Linked DNA regions of Mus musculus: all the other regions are linked to region 1. Evidence: chromatin loops called from intact Hi-C (ENCODE). Cell type or tissue: left cerebral cortex. All regions are shown on one strand. Links, peaks and the distances in the headings refer to the core of each region. The heading gives the core; the rest is flanking DNA.

Evidence for each region. Hi-C counts contacts between places; a loop is a spot of excess contacts. Peaks named below come from ENCODE experiments on the same cell type or tissue, not always from the same donor. Only the 100,000 strongest peaks of a DNase experiment are listed, where the experiment ranks them.
Region 2: a loop joins it to region 1, with 8 times the contacts of the local background. A loop is called at or near these places in 3 of 42 quality-filtered maps.
Region 3: it touches region 1 in a loop (3-fold over the local background); 6 of 42 quality-filtered maps call a loop at or near these places.

What each region holds. Positions count from the first base shown.
Region 1 is chr4:46,386,903-46,393,996 of GRCm38, reverse strand. Trmo (tRNA methyltransferase O) reads left to right here and starts at 4,560. Exons shown (of 5, transcript NM_001347095.1): 1 at 4,560-4,679; 2 at 6,255-6,429. The coding sequence starts at 4,604. It overlaps Hemgn (hemogen), which reads left to right. Exons shown (of 4, transcript NM_053149.2): 4 at 1-8. In left cerebral cortex, for the core only: CTCF peaks have their summits at 3,354 and 4,097; DNase peaks (open chromatin) are centred at 3,350, 4,163, 4,576 and 4,787; H3K4me3 peaks cover 2,243 bases; H3K27ac peaks cover 1,502 bases.
Region 2 is chr4:46,301,076-46,308,169 of GRCm38, reverse strand. Gm12447 reads right to left here and starts at 4,027. Exons shown (of 4, transcript XM_030253986.1): 1 at 4,003-4,027; 2 at 2,855-3,304. The coding sequence starts at 4,027. All of the region lies in intron 4 of Gm12446 (predicted gene 12446), which reads left to right. In left cerebral cortex, for the core only: a CTCF peak has its summit at 2,823; DNase peaks (open chromatin) are centred at 2,520, 3,266 and 3,822; H3K4me3 peaks cover 1,567 bases; H3K27ac peaks cover 1,098 bases.
Region 3 is chr4:46,653,574-46,660,667 of GRCm38, reverse strand. No RefSeq gene overlaps it. Among named protein-coding and RNA genes, the nearest start is that of Tbc1d2, 6.9 kb to the right of the region's middle. In left cerebral cortex, for the core only: a CTCF peak has its summit at 3,345 (motif pointing right); DNase peaks (open chromatin) are centred at 3,354, 3,701 and 4,412; H3K27ac peaks cover 831 bases.

The sequences.
Region 1 (7,094 bases), core at 1,032-6,031:
TGGTCTTAGCTGTGTTACCAAGATAGCATCTTAGTTTATGCGGGGATGGTAAAACACCTAAGTGCTACCACATCTTTGCTCAGGAGGGTTTACTTACGGATTTATTGATTTATTGAATGTATGTGAGGACACTGTAGCTAAACAGATGGTTGTTAGCTTTCATGTGGTTGTTGGGAATTGAATTTTTAGGACCTCTGCTCACTCTGATCCGCCCTGGTTGGCCCCACTTGCTCTGGACCAAAGATTTACTTATTATTATACTTAAGTATACTATAGCTGTCTTCAGCCAGTGAGCCACCATGTGGTTGCTGGGATTTGAACTCGGGACCTTTGGAAGAGCAGTCAGTGCACTTACTCACTGAACCACCTTGCCAGCCACCACTCACTGGGGTTTAATTTGGTTTCATGGAGGAAGAAAACAGAAAACAAATAATTCCAAAAGAAAGTGTCAAGTGCAACAGGCTATGCCCTGGCTCTTGGGTGTTTTCCTTTCTATGAGACTGGCTCTCTTTCTCTTAAACCTCATACTTAAAATCTATGCTAATTATTATTAATAACCTACCCCCCAAGGAAACAGTGTTGGCACCGTGTGAATAGCACACACAATAGGAGGGGTGCTTTTCTATCCTGGAGGGCTGGAGAGGAGCTGCACAGAAGAGCAGTACAGTTCAAGGTCAAGAGATCTGCATGCCAACTGTGTCAATGTCTGGTCCATATGGGAAAGCTGGTTTACATGCTAAAAGTTTATCATAAGGCAGCTAATTTGTTATTGATGTGTAGAGACCCACCTGGACCAGGAATTTATAGGGGGTTGTGAGATATCTGGGATGGGTACTAGGAACCAAACCTGCAAACCTGGGTCCCCTCTGAGAGCAGTGTATCTCTGTCCCTGTCCCTGCCCCCCCCCACAGACCCCCTAATCTGGAACCAACCATGTAGACTATGTTGGCTTCAAATTCAGAGATCTGCCCACCTTTGCATCCTGAGAGGCATCTAAGGCATACACCACCACACTGGGCCATAAAAAGTAAGTACTCCTACCTAACCAGCAGAGTCATTGTCTTAGCCCTGGGTATAGACTTGTAGACTTAATCATTTATCTGGTAACTGAGGAGTAAGGCCTTTCTTCCTTCCTTCCTTCCTTCCTTCCTTCCTTCCTTCCTTCCTTCCTTCCTTCCTTCCTTCCTTCCTTCCTTCCTTTCTTTCTTTCTCTCTTCATTATATGTAAGTACACTGTAGCTGCCTTCAGACAAACCAGAAGAGGTCACCCGATCTCAGTACAGATGGTTGTGAGCCACCATGTGGTTGCTGGGACTTGAACTCAGGACCTTGGGAAGAGCAGACAGCACTCTTAACCGCTGAGCCATCTCTCCAGCCCCAGAGTAAGGCTTTTCGATGATGAAGTTGAAGTTTTCGTATTTCAGGAATTCATCCGGTGATAACAGTCATAGTGACCCAAGCAGGACAGGAGACCAGAGGCAGGAACAGAAACAGTTCTGGGTGGGAAAATATTTGAAAATATTCCCTGATGTTTTGTTGGTTTGGATTTTCCTTGGGCTTTTATAGAAGACTAAAAAGAAGACAAACTTTGGCAAATAAAAGCTCATTCAGCAAGAGTGTGTGCTAGGCTCTGAGACTCTATAAAAAGACAAACTCAGTCCCCTGCTGAGGGTATGGTGCAGAGCAGCACATAAGCCACCCGGGGAGCCTTCACGTATACAGGTGTTCAGGACTCTCCCCTAGGGTTCTTATATTTGAGGTGACATCTGTACACAGGCATTTTTGTCTTTATGGCTTTATGTCTAAGGTTTTTTAAAAAGATTTATTATATTATTTATTATATGTAAGTACTTATATGTAAGTACATTGTAGCTGTCTTCAGACACCCCAAAAGAGGGCATCAGATCTCATGTGGTTGCTGGGATTTGAACTCAGGACCTTCAGAAGAGCAGTCAGTGCTCTTAACCTCTGAGCCATCTCTCCAGCCCTATGTCTAAGGTTTTAAATGTTTAAAAATACTTTATGAGTATGAGTGTTTCCTGCATGTACATGCATGCTTGGTGCCCACAGAAGTCAGAAGACAGCATCTATGGAGAGCTTTGTCTGTCCCTGTGGTTGCTGGGAATTGAACCCAGGTCCTTTGCAAGAGCAACACATGCTCTTAACCACTCAAGTTTGTCTTTATTGTTTTTCATTTTTGAAGACAGGGTCTTATATGTCCCAGGCTGGCTTGAAACTCACCTGGTGAGCACTTATCCACACCTGGCTTTATGCAGTGCTAGGTTGTATCCACACCTGGCTTTATGCAGTGCAAGGTTTGAACCAAGGACTTTGTATGTACTAGACAATCAGTCTTCCAACTGAGTTACACCCCTAGCCTTTTGTTTTAAAGTGTTTATGTGCTCTCAAGTACTGGTGTGTGGCTTCATAGCTGCCCATGTATGTACAAGCCTATGAAACCACAGGGTGATGTCTGTCTTACTCAATTGCTCTCCAGCTTATATAGTCAGATAGGGGCTCTCACCTGAACCCAGAGCCCACTACTTGGGGTAGTCTAACTAGCCAGCTTGTTCCAGGGCTTACCTGTTCTTCCCTCCTGCAGGTCGCTACACCCACTCAGCATTTACATGGTGGCTGAGCACCCAAAGTCTAGTCCCTTACTTGCATGGCAAGTGCCTTCCTTACCCACTGAACCATCTCCACCATTCATTTTCTTTTACCATTCCCTATAAATTCATTATTTTCTTACTATTCATATCTAGACTCCAGAGCGAATCAAATTATTCCTTTTTTCTTGTTGGTTTAGAGCTTTGAGGTAATGAATTAGAACCTCTAAGAATCTCCACTTTGTGCTGCCCTCTTCTTGTGGCAGGAAGGGTTCTGGGTATACCTGAGCTACACCTAAAGACTTTAAAAAAAAAAAAATTGTGTGTTCGTAGCTCTGGCTTACCTCCAACTCGGAGATCTGCCTGCCTCTGTCTCCCCAGTGCTGGGATTATAACATGAGCCATCAGGCCCAGCTTTTAAATGTGTGTGTAGGTGCCTGTGGAGGTCAGAAGAGGCATCAGATCCCCTGGAAGTGGAGTTACCATAAGTTGCGAGCTACTACGTGGGTACTGAGAATCAAACCTGAATCCTCTGGAAACTTGGCTGGTGCTTTGAACTGCTGAGCCATCGCTCCAGCTCCTTTTGCTCCGCTATTTTTAATGACAGATTCCTAGGTCTAGTATCTCCAAGTCTACTTGGTTTTGAGTCTCAGTGGTTGGCAGAGTTGGGAATTAGACGCAGTGAGTGGCAGATCTTGATGGAGGGCAAGCCCCTTTCACTTTTGACTGTCTTATTAACAGCGCCGACTAGTGGCAACTGCAGCTTAGCCCATTTTTACAGCGTGTACGTGTTGCCCAAAGGCACACAAACTTGTTTCTCCAGCTAGACAACAACTCTATCTTCTACAAGAAAAAGGGGGGTAAAAAACTTTTGGAAATTTCATGGACAAAACTGACAGAGGGCACAGTATCAGTTTTAACTTAAGAATTCACAACTTTCTCTCAAAAACCTGTCTCCTAATACTGATTATTTCCTACTAGGGACTTGTTTAGTCAGTGACAACAAACACTTGGAAACAGCTTTTCACGGTTAAGCCTTTAATCCGTGGATTCGCATTTTTTAATATTTTATATTACAGGTAATGTCAGGTGGATTCCCCCCTCTCTTCGAAACCAACAAGATTTTGAAATCCCCAAACATAATCATGTATGCAAAGAGTTTGGGTTAAAGAATCTTTTTTTGGGGGGGAGGGGCGGTTAAAGAATCTTACAAGTGGCTAAAGAGCAGGCAATTGGAGCAGGGAGAGAAAATACGGTTTTTGCTGGCTCTTCATCCTTATTTCGGTTCCAGTGGTTTGGAGCACAAACGTTCTCACTTAATAACTTCTAGCCTAGCTTGCTTGTAACACCTACCATTCTTGATTTTCTTGCCCTTTTCCGACAAATAGTTATTACTTAAAAAGTGGAGGGGAGTGATAAATATAACACGTATGCCCACGTCCAAGGGAAATTTTAAACATTTAACGTCCAGCTCTTGGGCCGCTAGTTGGCTCAGCGAGTAAAGGAACCGGCTAACACGACCTGACTTTGATCCTGGGAGCTACGCGGCCATGAGGAGTATCGGCTCCGGCATTTTGTCATTTGACTTTGACATGCTCCCGCGCACACAATAAATGGAAAAAAAAAAGTCCCAAACTCCAGTTCTTTTGCTATGTGATCATAGATGGACATTCACATCCTTTCCCTTTAAACTCAAGGTTATTTTTGGTCACCGAGGCCGCTTATAATTCAAGGGTATCTTTGCGTGTACATCTTTATCCACATGTCCCACCTTCGGAGGGTATGGTGCAGGCTGTCGCGAGGCCGCCATCGCCGCGTGGTGGGTGAATGATGGGCCTCACGGCGTCCGGGAACCCACCCTCCACGCGGCAGCTCGGCCGCCATTGAGCGCGTTCTCCAAGACCCGGCACCTAGCGACAACTGCGCAGGCGCCAAAGCCTAACGCGCGGAAGCGGAAATCAGCGTTGGGCGCGCGGACGACTCAGCGGCCTGTAACCATGCGCGGCTTGGAGAAGCAGGGCTCGTGTGCTACGGCGGCCCCATGTGGGTGCGTTCAGCCGGCCCTGGAGGCAGGTAACGTTATGGAAAAAGGTGGCGCCGCACCCTAAGCTAGGCGGCCCGCTTCCCTGGCCAGAAGAACGCGAGCCACCTGACGTACATTCTTGTCCTTGCCGCCAAAGTAAGGGTCACGTGTCTCGACGACCACGTGACATGCTAAGGCTAACGGGAGTGACGTATTAGGATCTTGGTACACGGGGTGTGGTCTGGGCTTAGTTTCAGTACAGTAGCTGCGTCGGCCACGTGTGTAGTGTGGTCTTTTTCCGTAGGGGGTTACAGGAAGGTGGGATGTGTGTGACTGATGCCCTCATTTGGTCCAAGTTTCTTCGCCTTTAATCTTTTCCCACCAGTACATGGATGAGGATTTAAAAACAAAACCCCCAAACAAACAAAAACTATACAGTAGTAATTGTAAATATTCTTGGAGAAAACGTCAAAGTTGTCAGAAGCGCACACAATATAGATGGAGAGAGAAAGGCAGTTTATATAGATAATTTACAGGGTGGTGTCAGCTTTTATAGAATTCAAAATGTATTGTTTAGGCTCGAAAGTACATATGATAAGATCTCTTTCTGAAAGGAAGTAAACGATGATAAAGATCAGATTGCAGCTCCTGGAAGCAGTCGACAGAGATGCAAGAAGTGGCACTGAGGTCTTTGGAGTGGCTGGCAGGTGTATTATGCTTTAACTTACATACATACTATATGTGTATGTATGTATATATATATATATATATATATATATATATATATATATATATATATTCTTTTCCCCCCTCTGTATAAGAGTATTTTTGTCTCCACACTCCTACCCTGGAGACAGGATTTTTCTGTGAAGCCCCGGCTGGCCTGTGCTCACTCTGTAGACCAGGCTGTCCTCTTGTTGGTTTAGAGCTTTGAGGTAATGAATTAGAACCTCTAAGAATCTCCACTTTGTGCTGCCCTCTTCTTGTGGCAGGAAGGGTTCTGGGTATACCTGAGCTACACCTAAAGACTTTAAAAAAAAAAAAATTGTGTGTTCGTAGCTCTGGCTTACCTCCAACTCAGGGATCTGCCTGCCTCTGTCTCCCAAGGATTTAAAATAGGTCTAATACATCACAACAGTAAAAAGAGTTTGTATAAGCAAAAAGCAAGGAAACATATTGTGAGAGTTAGTGCTAGATCTTACTGGTTGTGCTAATAAGATATAATAGGATAGATAGGTTTGATGCAAATTAAATAAAATGGAGATCTGGAGTGTCCCTATAAAGAACATAAAAAGAAATAATTATAAATTATAGTTTATACTGCATAATATACAATCAACACATGTATTAATATAATTTATGAATTTTTATGACTATAAGTAAAAATTGAGGTGGGTATGCTGGTGCACAGTTGTGATCCCAGCAGTTAGGGGATGGGGCTAATGCTGGAGGTGTATACGTTTGAGGCTGGCATGAGTTACATAGCAGGACTTTATTTAAACATGATTTTAATAGTTGTGTTGTACCTAGATTTTAGAACTATGAAGTCAATACTGAGAGGAAAACATGTTTTCTTACCTCTTGGACCCTTTGAGTAATGATTCTCATCCAGTTTTCTTCCATAGGGAATCTTTTAACTGAGCCAATAGGGTACTTGGAATCATGTTTCCCAGCCAAGATTGGCACTCCAAGGCAGCCATCCATCTGTAGCCACTCCAGAGCCTGTTTGAAGATCAGAAAGAACATCTTTAATAACCCTGAGCATTCCTTGATGGGCCTAGAAGAGTTTTCTCATGTTTGGTAAGTCGTTTTCTGGTTAGAAGTGGCAGCTCGGGCCCTGAGAGAGTGTGACAAATGAAGGCAGCTTTGAGGTTTGTCAGCTATACCACCCTCGTCTATATATATGGATTATGTATGGATTCCCATATTCAATTTGTGCATTTGATTGTTTGCATACTTGGACACCATTAGGAATTTGTGATTCACTGACGGAACATGTTTTAATACTGCTTGTTTTAATTATGACGTCTCTCTTCTGTTTAGCTTTAACTAAACACCTCCTTGATTCTGCCTGTGGGTCATTATGCTGGTCTCTAGAACAAGACTCAGCAGACTGTGGTCTGTGGACGACACATGGTCTATTGCTTACATTATACATTTATGGGATCACAGCTGTGCCGACTGTAGCAGCATTCTGTGTATTTTCTGTGGCATACCTATTGGTTTACGTATTGTGTGTGGCTACCAGTGTAAAACTCTGCTCCATTTGCAGAATAGTTGAAACAGTGACTGGCTGGCCACAAATCCTAAAATATTAATCATTCGACCTTTTACAGAAGAAGTTCATGGGCCTTGTTGTAGGCCCTTGAAGAATTCTGTGTACTCTTCCTAAAAGACAAAAAAAAAAGCCTTAGAAATTTGGATACTTCTTGCTGTCATCAGGAATTCTGTTTCTGTCCATGTTT
Region 2 (7,094 bases), core at 858-5,857, 86 kb after region 1:
TCCCTGTCCTATCTCTGTGAATTAAGGGCTGTTATTACCCACCCTCTGCACAGGAGAAACCCGGGGCACAGAGAAACTAAGTAACTTGCCCAAAGTTGCACAATAACTAGGCGGCAGAGCCAGGATCCAGATTGCAGAAGTCACGCTTTAAACTACCCTTAAACACAGCTTCAGGACTGGAATGCAGCATGAAATGGAGACCCGGAGGACTTTAAACCTCTCAAAACCATTTCTCTGCCACCCTAAAACCAGACACCCCCCTGGCATGGCAGTGTGGACCAAGGAGTTCCTGGGCAGGGAGGGCTTTCCTGGGAGTCCTTGAATTCTGTTTTTAATACTTGACCTTGAGAAAATTACTCCCTTGAATCTCAGGGTCCTCAAAGAGCAGAGGATGCTCATGCCTACCTCATAGGGGGAAGACGATACAATACGCAACATTAAAAAAAAAGGGACAGTTATGGAAGAATGCTTGGTGACTGCTCTGCAGGAAACTGTGAGACTAGAATGCAACAGCTGCAGAGATGACTGTTTCGAGTGTGTGTGTGTGTGTGTGTGTGTGTGTGTGTGTGTGTGTCTCGGGCGCATGACTGGGGATGGGTGGGAACATATGCTGGAATGAGCAGAGAGCAGGGAGTGAGGGAACGCATCCAAATTCCAGCTCTGCCATCACCTCCCTGTGTGATCCGGCAGGTCTGGCAGGCCACCAAGTCTTCCGGTTCCAAGGTGAGGGGGTGGAACTAGAAGATCTCCAAGGCATTGACGAATACTATCAGTTTAGAAAGCCCCTGGCTACGTTCTTCAATGAATGAACATTCTTACAGCATCCATTTCTACCAAAGCAGCAGCCGCCTTTTCTTCCTGCTGTGTACTTGAACTGGGAACAGAAGGCATTTTACCTTGGCATGTAGACTCCTCCCCTCTCAAACTGGCAAGGCACGCCAAAAACCCCAATTTACCCTAGCCAGTTGCCTCAGGCTTGTGATTACAGATGGCCAGTCAACGGACTTTTCTTTTTTTCATTTATAAATCTCATAATTAGATAAATGCAGAAGAGACAGGTAGGCAAAATGAGTAAGATTAAAATATCTTATAATCCCACTATTCACAGAGGATCTCTATTAAGATTTTGGCAGATAGCCTTTCAGATACTGTCTAGAGTTCTATTTTCTAGATGCATTGAAGTCAGTTTTAGCTTTATTTTTGAGATGGGGGGGGGGTCTTACTCTATAGTTCAATCTGGCCTGGAAGTTTTGGCAAGTTTCCTGCCCCTGCCTCTCAAGTGCTAGTTTTACATGCATTCACCACTGCACCTCACTCTTTATATGAATTTTAATTAAAACTTAATCCATATAACTCTATCAAAAATATTCATCATAAGAGCCCAAACATTCTTATTTTGCAAGCAAATAGGAACGATGCCTAGGTAGTTAGGGATTGGAGAAGTCAGGGAAAATCTATGTACAAGAAGTGTCTGGGTTGAGATTTATAGACAAGTGGATCCTTGCACACGGGACTGGCAAGGTGGCCTGGTGGGTAAAGGGGCTTCCTGTGCAGGCCTAGTGACCCGAGTCTGATCCCAAAATCTATCTAAAGGAGGAAGGACAGAAGTGACTCTACCAAGTTGTTCTCTGAAGTTCACACATGCTGCCTGGTACATGCATGCATGCATGCATGCATACATACATACATACTACATAAGTACATGTAACACACACACACCAGTAAGTGCCACGTGGCTACAGTGAAGGGCAGGCAACTAACAGGACAGTAGGAAATAGCTATAAAAAGACGCCATAGCCGGGTGACTTACGAACAACAGAAACGTGTTCCTCACAAGTTTGAGGCTTTGAATTCAGCACCGAGAGATCCTAGTTAGAATGGATGATCTTTCTCGGTTAATACTTTGTGACTTCTCCTTGTCCCCCCCCCCCCCCCCCCCGAGGTAGAAGAAGTAACAAGCTCCCTTGGGCCTCTTTTATAAGAACAAGTCTTTTTATAGTCAGCTTCCAAAGGCCTCACTTCCCAGTGCTTCAAAGGCAAACCTGGGGCAACATAAACATTGGTGTTATAGTAGAATGGTAAGAGGTGTGTTCTAGAAAGTACACGCTGGCCTTCAGCATAGAGTGAACCAGAGGAACAGAGAGTGAGACGTTAGGAGGTTGCTGTCATCTTCCACTCGACTGTTATCAGGGTTAGGATCACCAATGGTGGAACTGGGAGTCGGAAGGAACATTTAAGGACAGGCCTTGGGGAGAAGAAGAAATACTTAAGGATAATTCCATCCTGAATGACCAAGATATACAAAACGCAGAGTGGCTGTATGGCTTTGGAAGTGGAACATGACAGTGTTCAACTTGGGACATCATGTAAATACTACGCACCCCATAGAGGACAGGTGTGGGCTACAACTGGCTGCTGGGATCTGAAGTCTTTGGAGACGCTGTCCCTTCTCTAAAGAAAACAGGGATGCCTGAGAGCCTCAAGACACGGAACTCTCAAGAGCCAGAAAGGAAGCCAGGGCACCTGTAGTCATGGAAGCCACAGGGAAACACATTCCTAAAAGGGAAGTGGATGGGTATGAGGTCGGTGTGTCCCTCCACTTTCTCAGGTCTCATCATTTAATCTGAAGCGAGGATGCCTACAACTGGGGAGGGCAGGCAAATTTCCCAAGTCATCCAAAACGCATCAGTGGCAGAAGGAACTTGAATCTCGTCTTTTTTTTTTTTTTTAAAGGTTCATTTACATTTTAAAATTTTTGTTTCTCCGTGCGCGCTCCTCACAGCATATGCGTGGAGGTCAGAGGACAAACTGGGAATCGTTCTCTCTTTACACTAGGTGGAGCCTGGGGATTGACCTGGGTCCTCGGGTTGGCGGCAGGTGCCTTTGGATCCAGTCTTGACTGGCGGTGGGGACCATGCACGCAGAATATCCGCGAGCAGCGGCGGGCGTCCGCGCCGTTTCTCCGGCTCGCCGGGCGGCGGAAGGTCCCCGGGAGGACGGAGGCGGACAGCCCGCGGGGCCCGGAGCGGAGCGTGAGAGCCGCCGCCCCGGGTCCCGCTCGCGCGGCCTTGCACAACGCGCCCGGATAAACGCCGCGTCTCGGGGCAATTACCGCCCTGCCCCGCCGCCGGGGCTGGCTGGGCCGGGGGCCAGAGGTCGAGGGACTCGCAACCACCCAGGGAGCGCGGGCCGACCAAGCCGGCGGCCACCAGCGAGCCCCGCGATTTCACAACGCGCGGCCGGGGGCGGTGGCGGCGGCGGCGGCGGCGGAACGGCGCGCTGACGTCACGGACAGGCCACGCCCCTCCGGAGGGAGCGGTCTTCGTGCTGGGAAATTGTGTCCCTTCGCTATGTCCTCGTCCTTGTCTCCCTGTCTTGCTTTTTTTTTTTTTTTTTTTTTTTTCCTTTCTGGCATCTCTTTCCCAATCCCCTCTCCTTCCTTTCATTTCCCCCTTCCCTTCCATTCTCTTTCCTTCCTGTTTCCTGCCCTTCCTTTCCGCCCACTTTTCTTTTCTCCTTCTCTTCTTTCCTTCCCTTTCTAATATTCTACAATTTTAAAATTTTGTCTACTATAAAACAGTCCATAAAATTTGCTATCTCAACTAAATTTTAAGTACAGTAGAGGATTCGTTGTATTCACATTTTTGAGCAGCCGATCTCTAGAATTTTCCCACCTTGCAAAACAAACTTCACCCACTGCATACAGCATACACCCAGAGCTGCAGCGGTTTTGGACCACCATCCTGTCATCTGCAGTGCCCGTTCATCTTTCCCCGCTTTGTGCCGTTCTTTCTTTCCCCTCAGCCCGCCCTTTTCTTCTCCTCCCCCTTAATCTTTCTTTGGCTTTTTCAAGAGCCCAGTGGCCCCACTGCCCTGTTGGCAGCCCTTTGCAACCCCTGCTAAGCCTGGCCAAGAGGCCTGTCAGCAAGGCTGTTAGAGGGCTGTGAGTCATCATTCCTCCCCCGTGTGTCAGGGCCAGTGGGCGGCCCCTGGAAGCCTCACCTGGCTTTTTGTGGCAGACAAACATGTCCTGCAGGAAACCCCTGCCAGCAGGAGTTAATTAGGGAGACTAACTCCAGCAGAGTCAGAGGGTCGGGATGGGAGCCCCTCTCTTCTCTGGGCCATCCCCAAGCCCCGGGCTCCCCTTCTAGACATGGCAAGACAGCTATGATATGATGATGGTGATGACATCCTGGCTCAAAACCCCTGCAAGTGTGCGAAGCATTCCCACAGACATGAGCTCATTCTTGTTCTCATAACCACCCTGGCAGGTGGTAGGCCCTCCTATTCCCATTTTACAGGTAAGGAAGCTGAGCCTCGCAGAGGCGGAGGGATTTGCCTGTGGCCACGAAGCTGCTATGCAGCCCAGGTGGCAGGGTGGGAACCTAGATTAGGATCACCAAAGCAGGGGGAAATGTGGCTAGGTCCAAGTGCAAAATGGTTTTCTGTTGTTCTCTCTCCGAGTTCCCATCGCACCGGTGTAGACAGAGCCCTTGCCTCTTGGCAGGACTTGGTGGGTAAACCAGGTGAGGAGAGGCCCGATGCAGTGAGCACACAGGCTGATTCCAGGCAGGAGAAAGATGGTTTAATCAAATAATGTTGCCATCCAGATGTCTCAGGTTACCTGGGGTCTTGGCTTTGGTACAGGGACTGTTTGGGGAGGTGAGGGGTCTTCTTGGCTTACTTGAAAGCTGCAGCCCTTCCTTCTTTTAGGGGATAGACACTCTGGCTGTAGCTCACATTCCCCACTAGGCTATGGTATTATTATTATTATCTTCTTTTATTGGATATTTTCTTTATTTACATTTCAAATGTTATCCCCTTTCCCGATTTTCCTCCCTCCTAAAACACCCTATCACATCCTCCCTCCCCCTGCTTCTATGAGGTGTTTCTCCACCCAAACACCCACTCTCACCTCCCCGCCCTCGATTCCCCTACACTGGGGCATCTATTGAGCCTTCATAGGACCAAGGACATCTCCTCCCATTGATGCATGACAAGGCCATCCTCTGCTACATATGCAGCTGGAGCCATGTGTACTCCTTTGTTGATGGCTTAGTCCTTGGGAGTTCTGGGGGTCTGGTTGGTTGATATTGTTGTTCTTCCTATGGGGTTGCAAACCCTTTAACTCCTTCAATCCCTTCTCTAATTCATCTATTGGGGACCCTTCTCCCAGTCCAATGGTTGGCTCCTAAGTCCTGTTTTTGTCTCTTTACAATATGTTGGTGTGAGCACATCTATTTATGCCATGGGTAATGTCGATAGATTTGCCATGTTCACACATGTCTATCTCTTCTGCATTACTGGTTACTACATGATGGACAGATACTGTTGGACCAAACGTGGTCACATGGCTCCTTTACCCTTGCTTTGATTAGAAGTGGTGTTTAGAGTCATTGAACTGAGCGCCAGCAGTTGTGCTTGGACCAGGGAGACCTATACTCCAGAATGTTCCATCTTTATTGGCCTGGGTCCCTGCACTGGTTGGAGGGGCAGCTAGTTTAGCCGAAATGGTTAGCTTAGGGTTCCGTGACAGATGCTGTCTCAAAACAAACAAACAAACCCCAAACCAAAAAACAAACAAACAAAATAAAAGCCAAACCAAACCAAACCAACCAACCAACCAACATACAAAACAAAAAAAAACCCAAAACAAACAAACAAACAAAAAAGAAGCTATTAGCCACACCTGCCTACATGGACACACACATACACACACACACACACACACACACACACACACACACACACACACACACAGAGAGAGAGAGAGAGAGAGAGAGAGAGAGAGATCATGTTTTGATTTGTATTATCTTCTCTAAGTATCTTTTTACTTTAAATGCTTTTTGAGAACTGCATCACGACACTACTGAAACAGAGTAGGCTTCACACTTGTAAATCATGCAGTTTGATAAAGCATGGCCCGTGTGTGCAGTGGGAAGCAGTCAGTGCAGAGAGGTACAACTGAGAAGTGCTCAGCCCTAAATGGGGCATTTCTATCAGAGCCCTCACTCCCTACACCCCTGGCCTAGCCAAGGCTCTGGGGCTCTGGGAACATTACTGAGTGAGGACGGTAAGCCCAAGGACGGAGAGGCTGAGAAGTGCTGGGTTCTAGACAGGGCATGGCTACAGCACTCCAGCATAAGACCAGCACAGGGTCAAGCGCAAAACTTCCTGCATAGATGGAGACCTCCCGGCCCCGCCCACCACTGAGGAGCTATAGGAAGTTAGTAGGCAGATGCGTTCTTTTTGGATTGTGTGGCCACTGGCAGGATTCCCGTGCCCCACTGGATGGCCCCACACCCATTCTTAGAGGCAGCACTGACTAGACATAGAGGGTAATAGAAACTAAATAAAAGAAGACAAAGTGGGGGAGGGGCATGCTGGGGAGATATTGGATGAGTTGGAAGGGAAAATGGGGGTGTATATGGTCGTATTTGTATACATGTATGGCATTTTCAATAGTAAAGAAAAATTACCAAAAATGGTCATAAATAGAAACACTGGCACAATCTTGCTGGTGAATATATTCATTGCCCACAGAGCTTTATTGTTTCCCCCTGTTTTTTTCAAGTAGGCTTTGGTAGGAGTTTGGGCTGGCCTCAGTCATAGCACTCTTCCTGCCTCAGCCTCCAGCATGCTGGGACTGTAGGTCTGCAACGCTCCCCGTGGCTCCTGTGTCCCTTAAAGTCCCCTTTCCCTTCCTTTCCACCCCACTGTGGGGACCAATGATCTGCTTTAGTCACTGCGGGGCAGACTTCCTTTCTTAATGTTTTACCCAAATGGAATCATTCAGTGTTTGACACAGCGTTGTCTGGCTTCTCACTCAAAGCTGTCCAGACTGTGGAACGCGTCACCGACACTAGCTCATTGGTTTTTTTTTTTTTAAAGATTTATTTATTGTTATATGTAAGTACACTGTAGCTGTCTTCAGACACACCAGAAGAGGGAGTCAGATCTTGTTACGGATGGTTGTGAGCCACCATGTGGTTGCTGGGATTTGAACTCTGGACCTTCGGAAGAGCAGTCGGGTGCTCTTACCCGCTGAGCCATCTCACCAGCCCGCTCATTGGTTTTATATTGCTGTCGTCCAT
Region 3 (7,094 bases), core at 1,096-6,095, 270 kb before region 1:
CCTCAAAGCACTCTTTACTCTGTATCTTCTACACTCTGTCTCTGTTGAATTCTTCCCACGGATGCAATGGGGAGCAGTGGCTTCTCTAGTGCATGTGAACTGTGTTTTAGTAGCCACAGTCAAGCGGCCATTTCCTCAGTGCCCTGCCTGTGCTGGTCTCCTCACACCAGCCTGCTGAACCGAAAGTCAGGGTTGGCTGTCTTCTTGTAAGCAGTGACTTTTGCTGATCTATGGATCTCTGTCTTCACCAGAAAACAACTGTGAGGAGCTGTGTGCAAGCCCTCCTGCCCTCTCTCCCTGCACTCTGTCTTCATAGCTGCCTTGTAGCTTTGTGGCATGTGTGAACAACACAGAAGGCTGTCACCATGTGGCCCTGGACACAGGATCCCAGAAGGCCAGGAGAACCCGAGAGGTGACTCTTGGGATGTGAGCTGACTGAGGGTCCTGAAGCTACAACTTAGTTCTAGTTCCCGGTTGGGGAGGGGTCTATTTCACATCAGAGCACCGTGTTCCTTGTCACATCTGTTGACTTCTAAGACAGCTCAAAGCTCTCTAGTCTGCCAGCCTGGGACACAGAGAGCTTGAACCCTGGTCAGATGCAGGTCTGAGGTTTCCTTCTACCTCAGAAACAAGGGTTTCCCATCCTCTCAGGAAAAGGCCTTACTGCATTTCTTGCTAAGCACATAGAGCACACAAGTCTAGGGTTTTCATTGTTTTGTGAAATGAGATGAAGTCTGAGAATTAATAAAGTATTCCACGTTCTCTCAGTCTTTAAAATACAAAATAAGGGGCTGCAGAATGTGGCTCTGTTGCATAACACTTTCCAGGCATCTGTAAAGCCTTGGGCTCAATCCCCAGTACAAGACAGACAGACAGACAGACAGACAGCCCTTATGCTGATGCACACCTGTAATCTCACCATTTGGGAGACAGAAGCAAGGAGGGGCAGAAGTTCAAGGTCATCGTTGGCTACACAGGAGATCTGAGGCTAGGCTAGGCTACAAGAAGCCCTACCCCAAAACAGAAAACAAAAAACTATAGGACCCACAAGATGGCTCCATGGGTAAAGATACTTTTTGTTAAGTCTGACCACATTATTTCAATCCCTAGGGCCTACACAGAAGAAGGAGAGAACCTAGCTCTTTCAAGTTGTTCTCTGACCTCTTTGTGAGTGCCATGACACATTCTTGTGCACGCGTGCACACACACACACACACACACACACACACACACACACACACACGCTCACACACTCACGCACACGAACATGCACGAACCAAATAAATAAATAGCTGTAAAAAATCTATATGTGTGTGTATAATACAAATAATATTGACTTTTTTTTGCTGAGTCTATTTCATATTCATATTTCAACAAGGGATATAAAATGGAAGTGTGTTCATGTGTGCAGTATCAGATAGCTTCTCTCAAGATTCTGTGGCTAAATGCTGTGGTTGACACAGGGAACAGAATTCCCATTATGTTCAGTGAAGCGAGGTCGGGCTGACGGGACTGCCATTTGTTCCACGGTCCTGCCAGGTAGCACAGAGAGCTCTTCCTGTCCTCTGGGGTGCCATCATGTCACGAACACACAAGCAAAGACAATGATGATTCTCTGTCCCCCATTTCCAATAGGCATTGATTACCTCCTTCAATATTTACAGAACACCTGCCAACAACAACATCTACTTGCAGAGGACACATGCTTGTAAATAAAGTTAATTCTCAAAGGAAGGAAGGAAGGAAGGAAGGAAGGAAGGAAGGAAGGAAGGAAGAGGGGAGGAAGAAGGAAGGAAGGAGGGAAGGAAGAAGGGAGGAAGGAAGGAAGGAAGGGAGGGAGGGAGGGAGGGAGGGAGGGAGGGAGGGAGGGAAAGAGAGAGGGAGGAAGAAGGAAGGAAGGAAGGAGGGAAGGAAGAAGGAGGGAGGAAGGAAGGAAGGAAGGAAGGAAGGAAGGAAAGGAGGGAGGGAGGGAGGGAGGGGGGAGGGAGGGAGGGAGGGAGGGAGGGAGGGAGGGAGGGAGGGAGGGAGGGAGAAGGAAGGAAGGAAGGGAGGGAAGGAGGGAGGGAGGGAGGAGGGAAGAAGGAAGGAGGGAAGGAAGGAAGGAAGGAAGGAAGGAAGGAAGGAAGGAAGGAAAGGAGAGAGAGAGAGAGAGAGAGAGAGAGAGAGAGAGAATCAAGAGGGGCCAGAGAGATGCTTAGCGGGTAAGAACGTTTACTGACAGTCCTGGTGACCTAGCTCAGTCCCTGAGATCCACACAGTAGAAAGGAGAGAAATGACTTCTGCTGATTGGCCTCTCTGGTCCCATACATGCCCCCCCCCCTCTCTCTCTCTCTCTCACACACACACACACACACACACACCACATGATAAAAACTTTTGAAACAAAAATGGTATTCCTGGGGCTGGAGAGATGGCTCAGCTCTTGCTGCCCTTCCAGAGGACCTGGATTTAATTCCCAGCACCCACATGGCAGCTCACAACTGTTAACTCCAGCTCCATGAGATTCAACACCCTCAAAATACCAATGCACATAAAATGAAAATAAGTCATTTAAAACAATATTACAAAAAATAAATATGTTAGAAAGCAAGCTGCATTCCCAATGGCTTTTAACATCTTCAATGCTACTGTATAATCACATTCATGAAAGTTACTCCTATTCCATAATAGAAAAAGAAAATATACATAAAAGATAACTTCAAATAATCTGATTTTTTTCTTGGTTCTTTTCAGGCAGATCTCTCTACGTAGTGAAATGTACAGAAGTTATTTCATAACATTACATTTTTTTACTCATATCTCTTTTGGTTACTTTAGCTTAATTATTTTTGCTTAATACATTTGAACCATGGTCAAGGCCTTAGACATTTCAAAAGTGTTGCCAAGGCAGCCATGACTTCTGTGGGAGCAGAGTAGAGAGCTGAGAACTGTCTAAACCAACAACAAACGGAGTCAAAATAAGATGCCATCACCTTAGTCATTGTGGTGGCCCTGGCTGTCCTGGAACTCTCTTAAGTACAGGGGCTGACCTTGAATTCACAGAGCTCTGCCTAAGTCTGCTTGTCGACTTCTGTGATTAAAGGCGTGTGCCTCTAAGCCAGACTTAAATTCTTTATTAAAATAGATGTAATATAATTCTAAACAGAAACATGTGATTTAGATAGGAAGTTTTTCTGGCTTCCACTAAATAAATGAAGTGGAAATATACTAAAGGTTTTTAAGAAATTAAATTAGTGGTGTGTCGTTTGGGATACTTACGGATAAAGGGTTACACGGGGGATGCTCTCTTAGGTACTTAAAAAAGATTTTTAGGAAAGCTTTGCAGGAGGGCAGTACCCACAAGAGCCACAAGGTGTCGCTTTCTGACAAGTTCCTATTTACAGTTAACCCAACAGTGGAAGGAACCAGGGATTCCTGTTGATGACTTTTTGACACAATAACCAGAAGAATGCATACATTAGAATAAATGACAACCCATACCTCTAGATCAAGAGGGACTCCCTCTTGTTGTTCCTAAACACACAGCAGAAACGTCTTTCCTTCCATTTTCTCTTTTCTCTGGAGCAAACATGGGAGAGTAACATTCCGTGGGCTGTCTGCAGCAGATGCCAGGACCCCTGCTTTTAGGAAATGGGAACTAAGGCCGAAGGAAAAAAATGTCACTGCCAAACTAAATTCTGGAGGCTCAGTTTCCCCCAACATGCCCCAACACGCCCCCAACATGCCAGCTGGGCATCGGGGCTTGTACAGCCAGCCCTCCTGGTGTCGATTTTATAGTACAGATGGCTAGAAGCAGGCCTTTGTTATTTGGAGCTTTAGTGCCTCCCTCCCTCCCTCTCTCTCTCTCTCTCTCTCTCTCTCTCTCTCTCTCTCTCTCTCTCTCTCTCTCTCTGTGTGTGTGTGTGTATGTGTGTGTGTGTTTCTCTCTCTGTCTCTTCCTCTCTGTCTCTCTCTCTGCCTCTCTCTTTCATATTTATTCCTTCTATCCCCCTTCTCTGGAAACCAAGTATTTCAAGATCAAGGGGCCCAGCTGAGGGTCCTGGCTTACAAATAGCTGTACCAGTGAGATACCATCTAGATGTTCCGCTCCTCCCCATCTAACCCATACAAACTGTAACAGGAAGACTTGAAGATGCACAAACAGCCAGGTTCTGTAAGTCAGAACCCCAGTGTTGGTCTTTGGGGTTCCGCAGTGGGTTCTAGGGCAGTCCCTCTTCTGACTTTTGCAGTGTTGGCAAAACTCCATTCCAGGCAGCTGTAGGGTTGAAGACTCCATTTTCCAGCTGGACAAAATGCTCCTAGAAGTGTCTTTCCTGTCTTCACACATAGACAGTTCAACTGCACAACACTGGATGTGTCTCCTGCTGCCATCTCTATTTCTATCATGGAATCTATTCAACCTCCCCAATTTGAAAATTAATTCAGAATACTCTAAACTAAGTTCTGTGATATGACTCACACTTATACTTATTCATCGTGGCTTCCAAGAAAGTTTCTGGGTGTCCTAAACCATTTTGAGCTGCTTCTGAGATGTACTCCTGGTTGGCTGGGTTTGTGTATACATTGGTTGAAACGGATCCTCTCACTGTTCTGGAGTCTGGGAGTCTCAAGCTGAAGTGTCAACAGGGTTGGTTTCTTCTCAGACTTTCCCTTTGCCTGGCTGTCTTCTCCCACATCCTCAGATGATCTGTGTGTGTGTGTGTGTGTGTGTGTACGTGCCTCCTAATCCCATTTCATAAGGCCCTTCATATTAGATTAGATTGTTTCCTGTAGCTTACCTCTTTAAAGCCCATCTCCAATTATAGTCATGTCTGAGACACTATGGGGCAGGCCTTCTCATGAATATAAAGAAAGGACTTAATTCAACCATCAGCAAGCCAGAAAGTGAGGAGTTCTTCTTTCCAGCATTCCCATGAAAGCGAAACTCTCCTGGGCTGTGTCCTTACACCCATTCTACAAGATGTTGGATGACATATATAGACACAGATAGATATTCTGGCTTTTTTTTTTTTTTGAGATGGAATCTGCTGTATTCTAGTCTAGCCTCAAATTCACCTTGTAACTGAAAATGCCTTGACCTTCCCTCTTCCAACCTTTGTCTCTCAGATGCTAGGATTACGTGGGTATACTCCTCCCATACATGTTTATGTAATTCTGGAGGTAGGAGCAAGGGCTAGGACTTTGAACCCAGAGTCCTGTGCATACAAGGCAGTCACTCTACCAACATGTCCACACACCTAGATTTCTTAAGGGTAGCTAAAAAGATTGGCTCAGCAGTTAAGTGCAGAGACCCCAAGTTCAGTTCCCAGCACCCACATGGGGAGCTCACAGCTACCTGCAAGCCCAGCTCCAAGATGTCCAGTGCCTCTGACTTCTGGGTGTGTCTACAACTCAAGAGCACAAGTTGACACACAGACATGCGCATATAATTTAATAAATAAATCTTTTTTTTAATTTTTATTTTCTAAGAAAACTTCTCAATTAACCTGTTTTGATGTGTGACCCCTGTCCCCAACAGTTTGTGGGTTTTATTTCATGGTGCTGGAGATTGAACCCAGCCCCTTGTGGGTTGTGAGGTGTGCATGCACATTTGCCAGACATGCTCTAGCACTGAGCTACCTCCCCAAACCCTTGACTGCTTGTACGTCCAAAAAGTATCTGAATCATTCACAGGCAGAAGTATTACCCCTCTGGCTAAGACAGAAATGGTTTGTCCAAGCCGTCACCACAAAAACCTGGTATGAAGTGTTAAAAACAGGCCTAAGTCTGTGTCTTCTATAGCCAGGGTGATCTGTGACAGTTCTTTCTTTAGTCTTCTGTTCTTCCCTTTTTAATTCCCGTCTTTGTTTCCTCCCGTATGTGTGTGGGGGGTACACATATGCCTGTAGGGGCCTGGAGTTGATCCCATTCATTGCATTGCACAACCATTCTCCACTTTATTAAAGCAGGTCTCCTACTGGACTCAGAACACGCAGCTTCTGAATGTCTGGCTGGATAGCTTTCGCCAGGGTCCCCTCTCCCAAGTGCTGGAATGATGGGGAGCCATCACATCTACCCAGCCTTTACTGCTAAACTGGACCTAGGAGTCCAAACTCCAGTCTCCATGTTTTCGGGGCTGGTGCTTTATCCACGAAGCCATCTCTCCACAATCCCCTCCCCCTCTTCTTCTTGACAGGAGTAAAGAGACACAAACAAAACAACTCATATATAGCACAGGCTACCCTTGAACTTGCTATGGAGTGTGCTGGCCTTAAACTCCTCTTCCTTCCACCCCTACCTTCCAAGTACCATCAACTGCAGCCTTGTGCATAGCTGTCTCAAGGTGTCCTCGGAGTGTCCCAGATGGCTGGCTCAGGCATGAAGACAGTTGGGATCACTGTGTGACTGGTAGTCTTTATGGCTATAAAGATGGGCAGCAAAGATGCTGTATGGTTTCTATAAACTCAGCCCAGGGAGTATCACTTTTACAAGGTGTGGTCCTGTTGGACAGGATGTGGCCTTGTTGGAATAGGTGTATCACTGTGAGTGTGGGCTTTAAGATTCTCATCCTGCCAGGCGTGGTGGCAACGCCTTTAATCCCAGCACTTGGGAGGCAGAGGCAGGCGAATTTCTGAGTTCGAGGCCAGCCTGGTCTACAAAGTGAGTCCCAGGATAGCCAGGGCTACACAGAGAAACCTTGTCTCGAAAAACCAAAAAAGAAAAAAAAAAGATTCCCATCCTATCTGCCTGGAAGTCAGTCTTCCACCAGCAGCCTTCAGAAGATGTAGAACTCTCAGGTCTGCCTGCACCATGCCTGCCTAGATGCTGCCCTGCTCCTCCTCAATGATGGACTGAATCTCTGAACCTGTAAGCCAGACCAATTATATGTTGTCCTTTATAAGAATTGTCTTGGTCATGGTGTCTGTTCACAGCAACAAAACCCTAACTAAGACAGAAGCCAATAGCTTCTAACTAGAAAGCCATGTCCCCCACTCTGGTGTGTTTATTTACAGGAATATAAACATGAGAAGAGTACTTATAAACTTAGCATATCATAAACATTAACAGTGTAGGGAATCTCGAAACCAGCTCAACACACCCCAAGACACAAACCT